2 separate regions of the Homo sapiens genome follow, and region 1 is linked to region 2. A link is a loop called in an ENCODE intact Hi-C map of the cell type or tissue named here. Cell type or tissue: breast epithelium. All regions are shown on one strand. Links, peaks and the distances in the headings refer to the core of each region. The heading gives the core; the rest is flanking DNA. Region 1 overlaps URB1 (URB1 ribosome biogenesis factor). Region 2 holds the start of MRAP (melanocortin 2 receptor accessory protein).

The links. Peaks named below come from ENCODE experiments on the same cell type or tissue, not always from the same donor. Only the 100,000 strongest peaks of a DNase experiment are listed, where the experiment ranks them.
Region 1: a loop joins it to region 2, with 19 times the contacts of the local background. A loop is called at or near these places in 3 of 110 quality-filtered maps.

What each region holds. Positions count from the first base shown.
Region 1 is chr21:32,356,116-32,361,497 of GRCh38, reverse strand. It overlaps URB1 (URB1 ribosome biogenesis factor), which reads left to right. Exons shown (of 39, transcript NM_014825.3): 13 at 375-491; 14 at 1,590-1,702; 15 at 3,842-3,961. Among named protein-coding and RNA genes, the nearest start is that of SNORA80A, 19 kb to the left of the region's middle. In breast epithelium, for the core only: a CTCF peak has its summit at 1,527; DNase peaks (open chromatin) are centred at 1,643 and 3,347; H3K27ac peaks cover 908 bases.
Region 2 is chr21:32,296,410-32,301,774 of GRCh38, reverse strand. It overlaps MRAP (melanocortin 2 receptor accessory protein), which reads right to left and starts at 2,920. Exons shown (of 3, transcript NM_001379228.1): 1 at 2,698-2,920. The coding sequence starts at 2,803. LOC124905009 (a long non-coding RNA gene) reads left to right here and starts at 3,005. Exons shown (of 2, transcript XR_007067843.1): 1 at 3,005-3,689. In breast epithelium, for the core only: no CTCF peak of the experiment used is centred there; no DNase peak of the experiment used is centred there.

The DNA.
Region 1 (5,382 bases), core at 333-5,332, 59 kb before region 2:
CAGCCCTGCAAGGGTAGGCCCTGCTGTATGTCCCTGTTGCTCAGATGAAGACACGAAAGCACAGGGAGACAGAGTGACCAGAACCTGTCTAAGGTCACAGCAGTGAAATGAGGTTTTAACCCAGACCCCCTGAACAGTTTTAACGTTTTACCACATTGACTCATTAGATCTAGGTACTGAGCAGTCTGTCTGCAGCCTCGGTGTACAGCATGCAGTTGGCTGCAGTGTGGTGCCACACTTGGTTCAGCTGCTCAAGGACAAAGAACCAGTATGTTTTCTAATTCAAGCTATTTTCTTTCTTTCTTTCTTTCTTTCTTTCTTTCTTTCTTTCTTTCTTTTTTCTCTTTTTCTTTCTTTTTCTTTTTTTTGTGCAGATGATGCAGAAACCATTCTTTTGAAAGCTGTTTTGCTCCAGGTCATATGCCTCTACCAGAAGGTGGTCCCCCACGTGGTCATGCAGTACAACTTTGACTTCAGCAAGCTCCTGAAAGGTGGGTTTCAAGGTCTTGCAGACAAGCCGCCACTGTTGCTGCCAATAAACCAGAGCAGAGCCCTGCAGCCAAGAATCAGGAAGGCTGGTGGACGGTTGGCTGCGTGCTCATCCGTCAGCCTGAGAAATTGTACTTGCATCAGTATTTTTTAAATAGCTGGTCTTCCTTAAGTAAATATCAGATGAACACCTGGTAGCAGTGAGAACAATGGAAGAAGCCAGCCAGCTTCTGAGTGCTGAGCAACCTACATGAATGGCCCACAAATCCGATCATGTGACGTTAACTCTAAAGTCACTTTTCAAGGGAGCAGGGTTGCAGAGGGTGTAGCAGAAATGAGGGGCCTGCAGAAGGGACATCCTGTTTATGCAGAGACACTTTTGACATAGTTACTTCATCTTTTACCCCACTGAGTCAGGTTCAAACTTGTAAAAGTAACAATGCTTGTCTGGTCATGTTTCCTGGATGGTAAAGTTTGTCTGATCCACTTTATAATTGGGCCTATGGGAGAAGACTTGCAAAAATATCATTCTTGGAATTTATATGAGCTATTGAAATACTCCTTTTCAAAAGCTGCAATTCACTTTTTAATCATTTGAAGGTGAAAAGTTCTCTTTGCTGTGGAAATATGAAATTTACTAGAATGTGGCCATTTAGTATTTGGTAGCAAAGGAGAAGCCCAGAGAGCCGGCTAGAGGATGAGAACCCAATCTCAGGTGCAGGTGGCTGCAGTCTCTGTCCACAAAATGCTTGCTGTCTGGGGAGTCAGGGAGAATGTTAGCGAGAGCCTACCCCTGGAGGGCACTTGGTGGGTGCCTGATTCCAGCTGTTTGGGGTCAGTGTGGGCTGTGTGGCATGGGAGGGCTTCTTCAGGCAAGTGGGATTTGGGCTTTTTGTTGGAAGATTTGGACAGACCAGGGCGTGGGGGTACATCAGGCGAGATGTGCCATGTGAGGGTGAGCACAGGACAGAGAAACAGAACCCTGCATCCACCCTTTTTCTTTCTCCATGGTGAGTTCCTTGTCCTTCTGGCCAGGGCAGCAATTGTTGGGCACCCACGTCCATGTGACTTTTTTCAGCCTGCCTCTTTTTCACCCATAGGTGTCATCTCTGAGCAGGGCCTTCGAGAGGAGGTGCCTCCCATTCTGCAGCACCACATGCTGAAGGTGGCCCTGGAGCTGCCGGCCAGCAAGTTTCTGTGGTTAAAGGCACAGGTAGGAAGCAGAACTCCCAGTCTTCTGCCCTAAGCTTACCTGCTGGGCCGGGTGGCTTCTTGGCCTGATGAATTGCTAATTGGCTCAGAACCTGACGGGGCAAGACGGAAGAGGTTAACAGTTCTCATTTTAGAGAGACCCACAGCAGAGGTCCTGATTCATGAACCAGGAGGCCTGGGAACCTGCTTGCTTTTGTAAAATATGGTGCTTAACATGTCCTTGCTGCAGATACATTGCTGGGTCCAGGGAGTTTCTTGTTTATCTCAACTGTTTTACATTTTACATTTTTCTCATTTTTAAATAATAAACAAAATAAAATACATTCCTTTTCTTTTGTCCTCATCCTGGAAGAATTAAAGACGAGATGAGAATAGATAACCAAGTCAGGAGAGGGTTGAGGCTGGTGGAAGAATCAGTAGACATTGCCAGCATTTTTTTCTAGGTCTTTAATAAAATATCTACCAGAACTTTTTGGAGAACATAATGTTAAATCATAAAGGGAAGCTCAGGATGCCACATATATTTATGCTGGGCTTAAGCCCAGGATGCTGCATCATTTCTATGCAAAGAGGAGGAGGGAACATTATCAAGCAAAATTAATCATTGTCCAAGTGTTTCTTATAATCTGAGCTGATGTACTTTTTAATGACTTAGATCTTATATGGAACCAGTAGTATGGAAATGTATGTTGGCATTTCTACACGCGACATTTCCAGGAAGACTTAAGAATGCTGTGCCTCTGGGACTATGTGTCTCTCCCTCGAGTCCCCGTTCTGAGGCTTCCCTGCATCGTAGCTGAGGATCATTCTTACTGAGAACTTACTCGCATGCTGGGCAGGTTACGGGTGCTTCATGTGGCTGCTCGTTTCACGTTACTTAAAGACAAGGCAGCTGGGCACAGTGTGTCAGAACCTTCTGCAGGGTCCTGTCCATGAGTGGTGGGTCCAGGATGGGACCCAGGCGGTGCTGCCTAGAGCTCTGCTTGCCACCATTCCACTGAGATGTGAGTTCATTGCCACCAGTCCTGGGGAGGTGACAGGCTCGGGCATTGCTGATTGGTTTTCACTCCAGCTCAACTAGGCTCATGGGATCTTGATAATTTAGTTGGAAAGTGAACAGAGGCCTCATAATTTGAAAGAGCTGGTGTGAATTTATATCCTGCGCCCCACCTTATGCTTATATCTGCTGGCTCTGCCTAAGCTAACCAGCACCTCACCATTTTCAGGGTTGTCCTCATTGCCAAGGGCTGTAGTGAGACACACAGGCTCAGTAGAGTTTGAATTGGGGATCTGGAGCTCCATGTACTTGTTGAAGACTTGTTCAAAGCCCAAAAGCCTTTTGAGGAGGATAAATTATGCATAAGCAATCCGTTCTATCAGCACTGGCATCGTGATGAAAGTAACAAGGACATCATTTGATGGACTCAGACAGCCTGGGGTCCCTCCTGCTCACCATCCACCAGACAGCACAGCATCTGCCTTGGTTCCCAGTAAACAGCCAGGTGCCTTCCCAGTGCCTCAGTTTCCATATATGTAAAATAGGGTAGCAGCTGTACCCACCTCACAGGGGTGTTGGGAGGATTCAGTGAGTCAGTGTAAGCTGGGCCCCTGGGACGGCTCCAGCACAGGAACAGGGCTACCTGTGCTTACTCTTGCTACTCTTCCTGCCAAATTGTGGTTAAAATGAGATGAGGTAAGGACCTGGCAGCATACTGTGTGTTCAGCAAGTGATGGCTCCTGCTACGTTATGTTTTGTTTTTTGTTTTTGGAGATGAAGTCTCACTCTGTTGCCCAGGCTGGAGTGCAGTGGCGTCATCTGGACTCACTGCAACATCTGCCTCCTGGGTTCAAGTGATTCTCCTGCCTCAGCCTCCCAAGTAGCTGGGACTATAGGCATGCACCACTATGACTGGCTAATTTTTGTATTTTTTAGTAGAGACAGGGTTTCGCCATGTTGGCCAGGCTCGTCTCCAACGCGTGACCTCAGGTGATCTGCCCACTTTGGCCTCCCAAAGTGCTGAGATTACAGGTGTAAGCCACCACGCCTGGCCCCATGGTATGTTTCTAATATATAACTATATATTAAAATTATATATGTAATTATATATACTAAAAATACGTAATATTGTTTAAACTCTAGGAAGGCCCAGATGCAGAAATTATTGGAGGTGAACGATCAGTATTTTACTTACTAATGAAAATGTTTGTGACCAGTAGCCATTTACAACTGAAGTCATTGACCAAACTTCTGATCATGAAGGTGAGCATTTTCTACCAGTTTCTAACTCTGAAAAGCATTTTGTATAGATCTTCCTTATGGTAAGTGTTTAGTTAACAGTTATTGAATTCAGGAGGTATTGGAATTGTTTTTAGTTTTAAAATAGAAGGTTTTATGGCAGTTTAATTTATTGTGTCTTACACTTAGCTACATTCCTGGGAGGCAGCCTGGTGCATTGGAAAAATGTTTTTTTTTTTTTTTTTTAGGTAGGTCATTTCTAGCTTGTTGTAGGCTCAATACTAAATTTTGGCTTCTTGGTGTTTATTAGGCAGTGCCTCTTTCCTCCTTCTCAGGCTCTGGCGTTATCCAGGGCTTTCAGCCTTTTTGCCAGAATCCATCACCCACAGCACATGGGTCATCAAAGCCAGTGGAAGAGAATAGGAATTTATTTCCTTATCTTGTTTTGTCCTTGATACTCATGTTTCCAGAGCTATGTCAGGTCTTATGATAGCAGTAGGACATCTAGTCCTCATTTCTGCTCTGCAACAAACAGCTTGGGGGATGCACTATGTTTAGGGTACAGAGGTTTGACCTTTCACTTTTATTTGAAATGCTGATAACCTTGCTACACTTACAGCCTTCTCTCTTGAGCTGCTTAAAGAATGTGGCAGTCTAAGTCTTGACCTCCATAGGTTGCCATTTCCTTCCAGGTAGTGCAGTTGTGAACCTGACCCCAGCCAGATTTCGTGATCACTGACTGCAAATAGGTGAAATTGGCACAGTCAGGCTTTCCTTTGGTGCATGCTGTTGCAGGGCTCTGTGCCGTGAGGCCTCTTAGACTCTGAGTTTCTGCTTTCAGACCATTTAGGGAAATCATTTCGTCACTTCTGCACATTCAAGTCCTGCCTCATACCAGTTTCTCTTCTGTTGGAATAGTGAGTCTTGAGGTCTGCATTTGAAGTGATATGATGTGACTGGCTCGTGACCTTGGAGAATTTCATACAGGCTAAGGGTTGAGTAGCTGTGAGGGGTCAAGTTTTACACATTTACCTGGGTCTTTGTGAAAATCCAGAGGTCTTTGGCTCCTAAGTAGCAGCCAAATTTTTTCCCTTCTTTTTATTTAGGAAATGAGGATAAACGATGAGTAGCCTTGAGAGAAGGGATCATATTGTCTTTTTTGTTTGTTTGAGACAGGCTCTCGCTCTGTCATCCACGCTGCTGTGCACTGCTACAATCACGGTTCACTGCCATCTTGACCTTCTGGGCTCAAGTGATCCTCCCAACTAAGCCTCCTGAGTAGCTAGGGCCACATGTGTGCGCACCACCACTAACCCGGCTACTTTTTTAATTACTATTTGCTGTAGAGGCAGAGTCTCAACTATGTTGCCTCCGCTGATCTCAAGCTCCTGAGCTCAAGCAATTCTCACACCTCAGTCTCCTGAAGTGCTGAGATTACAGGCATG
Region 2 (5,365 bases), core at 1-5,000:
CAGTTCTTCTTAACCCATAACTAAAGGGAAGCAGATATATTGACCTGAGAGGTAAATAATAGAGCATTAAGCCAGGCACTACTCAAGGGAAATCAGCCCATCCTACTCTCTGAAAGGGAGCATTAGGCTGGTATCTGGAGACTCACTATGTTAGAATAATCTGTATTGCTGCTGTAAGATTGATTTTCTTCTAAGCTTAGCCTCGGAAAAGGGCACAGATGAAGATCAAACATGTAATTAGTCAATTCAGGCAGGGCCTCAGGAAACAGGCATGGCAGCTTCTGCTTCTGGGGAGACCTCAGGAAACTTACGATTATGGCAGAAGGCAAAGGGGGAGCCAGCACTTTCCATGGCCAGAGCAAGAGGAAGAAAGAGGAGATGGCACACACATTTAAACAACCAGATTTCCTAATAACTCACTCACTATCATGAGAAAGCACCAAGGGCATGGTGCTAACCCACACATCACACATCAGAGCATAAGCACAAACATTTTACAATCCATCCTAATTGGGCCAGGCGTGGTGGCTCACGCCTGTAATCCCAGCACTTTGGGAAGGTGAGGCAGGTGGATCACAAGGTCAGGAGATCGAGACCATCCTGGCTAACACGGTGAAACCACGTCTCTACTAAAAATACAAAGAAATTAGCCATCATATATCATATGATATATGATATCATATACGATATATCATGATATATATGGATATATGATATGATATATATCATATGATATATTTGATATATCTGATACATATGCGATATATCATCATATCATATATCATGATATATGAAATATGATACATCTTTGAAATCATGATATATCATTGATATGACATACACGATATATCATGACACATAGACACATGACGCCCCGACATAGGATGCATGACACCCGACATAGGACGCATGACGCCCCTGACATAGGGCGCATGACATATCCGACATAGGACACATGACGCCCCTGACATAGGATGCATGACACATCCGACATAGGAGGCATGACGCCCCTGACATAGGACGCACGACACACTGACATAGGACGAATGACGCCCCGACATAGGACGCATGACGCCCCTGACATAGGACGCGTGACACATCCGACATAGGACGTGTGACGCCCCCGGCATAGGACGTGTGACGCATCTGACATACGACGCGTGACATATCCGACATAGGACGTGTGACGCCCCTGACATGACGTGTGAAACATCTGACATAGGACACGTGACGCATCTGACATGCGACGCATGACGTGACATAGGATGCGTGACACATCCGACATAGGACGCATGGCGCCCCTGACATAAGACGTGTGAAACATCTGACATAGGACGCATGACGCATCCGACGCAGGACGCGTGATGCATCCGACATAGGATGCGTGACGCCCCTGACATAGGATGTGTGACATCTGACATAGGACGCGTGACGCCCCTGACATAGGATGCATGACACATGACGCATCTGACATACGACGTAATCCCAAAGTGCTGGGATTACAGGCATGAGCCACCATGCCTGGTCTGCGTTTACTTTTTCTGTGTGTGTGTGGAGATGGGATCTCACTGTGTTGCCCAGGCTGGCCTCGAACTCCTGGCCTCAAGTGATCCTCTCTAGTTGGTGGGATTACAGGCGTGAGCAATTGCACCCAGCCCTGCATTTACTGTTTGACAGACAGTATGTGATTATAGTGAGTGAAAACCCAAGGAAGCTAAGACTTCCTACGGGATAGGTAGCGCATGGGTTTCCAGGGCTGAGACCCAATCTTCCCAGGCTTTGTTTTTGTTTTGTTTCTCATGCTCACTTCCGCATCTAATTTGTCATTGTGATCAAGTAGCTGGACTCCTCAGAGAAGATTGTCCACACATGCCACGTTAGCCAAGAGATAAGGAACCCGAGGGCAGATGAGCAAAAAGAAGTGAAGTCATGCTGGTTTGTCCTTGCTGAGACTATGAAGATTAAACGTATGTTGGCATTTTAGTAAAAATCATTAAATCTGCATTTTAGGGATGGAGAGAATAACTGTCCCAAATCTAAATACAGACAGTGGAAAAGGCAAATCTTTAATTTGAGGAAACTCGCTCAGCTTATTGGAGCCCCAAACAAATTAAACAAGAAATCTATCTTTAAAAGAATATTCTCGCCAGGCACGGTGGCTCACACCTGTAATCCCAGCACTTTGGGAAGCCGAGATTGGGGGATCACTTGAGGCCAGGAGTTCCAGACCAGCCTGGGCAATATAACATGTCTCTATAAAAAAATACACAAAATTAACCAGGCGTGGTAGCATGTGCCCATAGTCTCAGTTACTTGGGAGGCTGAGGTAGGAGGATTACTTGACCCAGGGCAGTCGAGGTTGCAGTGAGCTATGGTCACGCCACTGCACTCCAGCCTAGGCAACAGAGCTAGACCCTATCTCCAAAATAAAATAAAATAAAGTAAAAAATAAAAATTCTGCTTCCAAAGTGTCTTCGTGACTTAGCAGGTTAATTCCAAGCTTATTACAGAAGTTAGCAAATACAGTTTCTCTCCCAGCCCCATTCATTTATATCTATGAGTGAACTGGCCACATTCCTGCTTTCCCATGATGTCTACCGGAGTTAATAAGTGAATGCAGAGAAAGCCGGGAGTGCCCAGTCATTTGGGCCCCGGCCCCCAGCCTCTGTCTGACCGGCTTCCCTAGTTCAGACTTACGTTTGTGGGCTTTCAGCTTCTTCTCGTCCACGGGAATGAGGTCCAGATAGTCCAGGTAGTATTCATAGCTGTAGTATGGGGCAGAGGCGTTGGTCCCGTTGGCCATGTCTGTGGCACTGGGCAGTCAGCGTCCGGGCCGGCAGCCTCGCCTCGAGCCAGGCGCCAAGCCCCTGGGAGGAGACTGCCTCACTGATTTCTGCAGGAATCGTCCAAGTGTGTCTGTGGGTCTCTAGGCTCAAGGTCTGCCCACTTATCAGAGCTATTTGGCTGGAAGAAAGGTCAGGGGGGTGTGTCTCACAACGCCAGCATCCAGCAGAGCTTCCCATCTGCCCCTTCTTGATAAAACTCCAAAGCACACAGAGCAGAGAGGCAGGAGAACGGCTTTCCAGGGCAGCCCTAGGATCCCTCTCTGTGTGAGGACAGGGAGCTGGGCGGGAAATAGTCGCCCAGGGCCCCTTAGAAGATGCCCAATAGGGCTGGAAAGACAATCGCTTTTTGTCTTAAATACTTGAAAAGTTAAAAGAACCAAAATGTAAGCCCGACAGTGCCCTTGACTTACATTTAAGCAATTCTGGATGCTATTGAGCAACCACCAAACTGCTGGCTTAGATTCAATATCTGAGGGCAGAAATCGAGTGATGCCAGCCGTGAACTTGTAAACCTCTGTCATGTACTCATAGCCAGTTAATTAAAACCAAAAGAGAGCCCCCTGCCCCAACAGAGTGCACCTCTCCACTTATATCTAAGCCCCCCAAGAACCAACCAGCCGGCTGCATTTGTTCAGACTCAAAAGGCTGTTTATCTCTGACACAACCCCATGTGGTCCAAGCTCTTGGGAAATAGAGTCCACTCAGCTCTTGGCTGATACCACACGTGACGCAGATTCTTCTGGGTTTCTGTAGAGCTTGACTCCAAATTATACACCCTCCTCTGAGATCCTCAGACACTAACAAGAGGAACATTCTGAACATCTGGAATGAGCAGGACCACAGGTGAGAGGAACCCTAGAATTTAGCCTTTGAGAATTAGGAGGCCAAAACACACGGCTTACATGGCCTTTCCCTCCAATACGCCCAGCTTTCTTGTGTTCTTGATTCAGGTCTACAGTATCAGAGTAAACCTGGGTATTGACAGTGTAGACAGTCCACCCAGATAACTTGAGCCCCTCCGCTGGTTTTGCTGAGGCCTGCCACGCCTGAGGCATTCCTTGGGGAGCACTTTGAGGGTAGTTCAGTTGACCAGAAGGGGAGGAATGAGGCTCTTGTGTTTCCCAAGTGAGGGGCAAAATATCTACTTGAAAAGTAAAATAAAACCTCTGCTCCCGCTACACCGTACATTTCTGACGCCAGACTTGTGGGCTTTTCCATACCAAGCAATTTCCTATTCTTGGTAGACACTCGCTGGGTGTCCTACAATGTAACTCAATCCTGACACTATGTCATTTGCTAGAATGGCTCACACACAGAACTCAGGTCAAACAGTTCACTTACTAGATGACTGGTTTGTCATAAAAGAATACAACTCAGGAACAGCCACGTGGAAGAGACACATGGGGCAGGGTGTGGGAAAGGGCACGGATTTTTCCACGCCTGATCCAGGTGCACACCCTCCCAGCACCTCAATGTGTTCACCAACTTGGAAGTTCTCTGAAGCCCCTTGAGGAGGGTTTTTGTAGGGTTTTATCATGTGCTATGCCATCTAGATGATTATTATATTCCATTATGTGGGCACCATTGATGAAATCACTGGCTATCAGTGAATGAACTCAATCCCCAGCCTCTCTCCCCTTTCCAGGGTGGGAGTGAACATTGCAACCCTCTAATATATGGTTGGTTCCTCTGACAACTAGCCCCCACCTCATTGGCATAAACTCAGGTAGAGTTGAAAGTGGCTTATGCTGATTAACAGAAGATGCTTCTCTTACCCCATTACTCAGATATTGCAAGTTTTATGAGTTCTGTGCTACCAGGGACAAAGATCAAATACAGTCAAATGCTGACTAATAATGCTTCCATCAATGACCAGCTCCATATAGAACAGTGGTCACATAAGATTATAATGGAGCTGAAAAATTCCTATCACTAGTGACACCGTAGCCAACATAACATCATTGCACATTTACTTTATTTTATAAATAAATTTAGTATAGGCTAAGTGTGGTGCTTATAAAGTCTACAGTAGTGTCCAGTAATGTCCTAGGCCTTCGCATTCACTCACCACTCCCTGCCTCATGCAGGGCAACTTCCAGGCCTGGAGGCTTCATTCATGGTAAGGGCCCTATACAGATGTACTATTTTTAAAAAAATCTTTTATAGTGTATTTTTACTGTACTTTTTGTATGTTTAGATATGTTTATATCTAACACTAATAATATCATAATACTATCATAAATCCTTACCATTGTGTTATAATTGCCTACAGTATTCAGCATAGTAACAATAGGTTTATAGCCTTGGAGACAATAGGCTAGGCCGTTCAGCCGAGGTGTGTGGTAGGCTGTGCCCTCTAGATTCGTGTAAGTAGACTCTCTGATGTTCACACAATAACGAAATCACCTAGCGATGCAATTATCACAATGTAACCCCGTTGTGAAGTGACACATGACTCTACATGTTTCTTATATCAAAATATCACAAAGACATCCCCCACACCATGCACCCACCTGTGT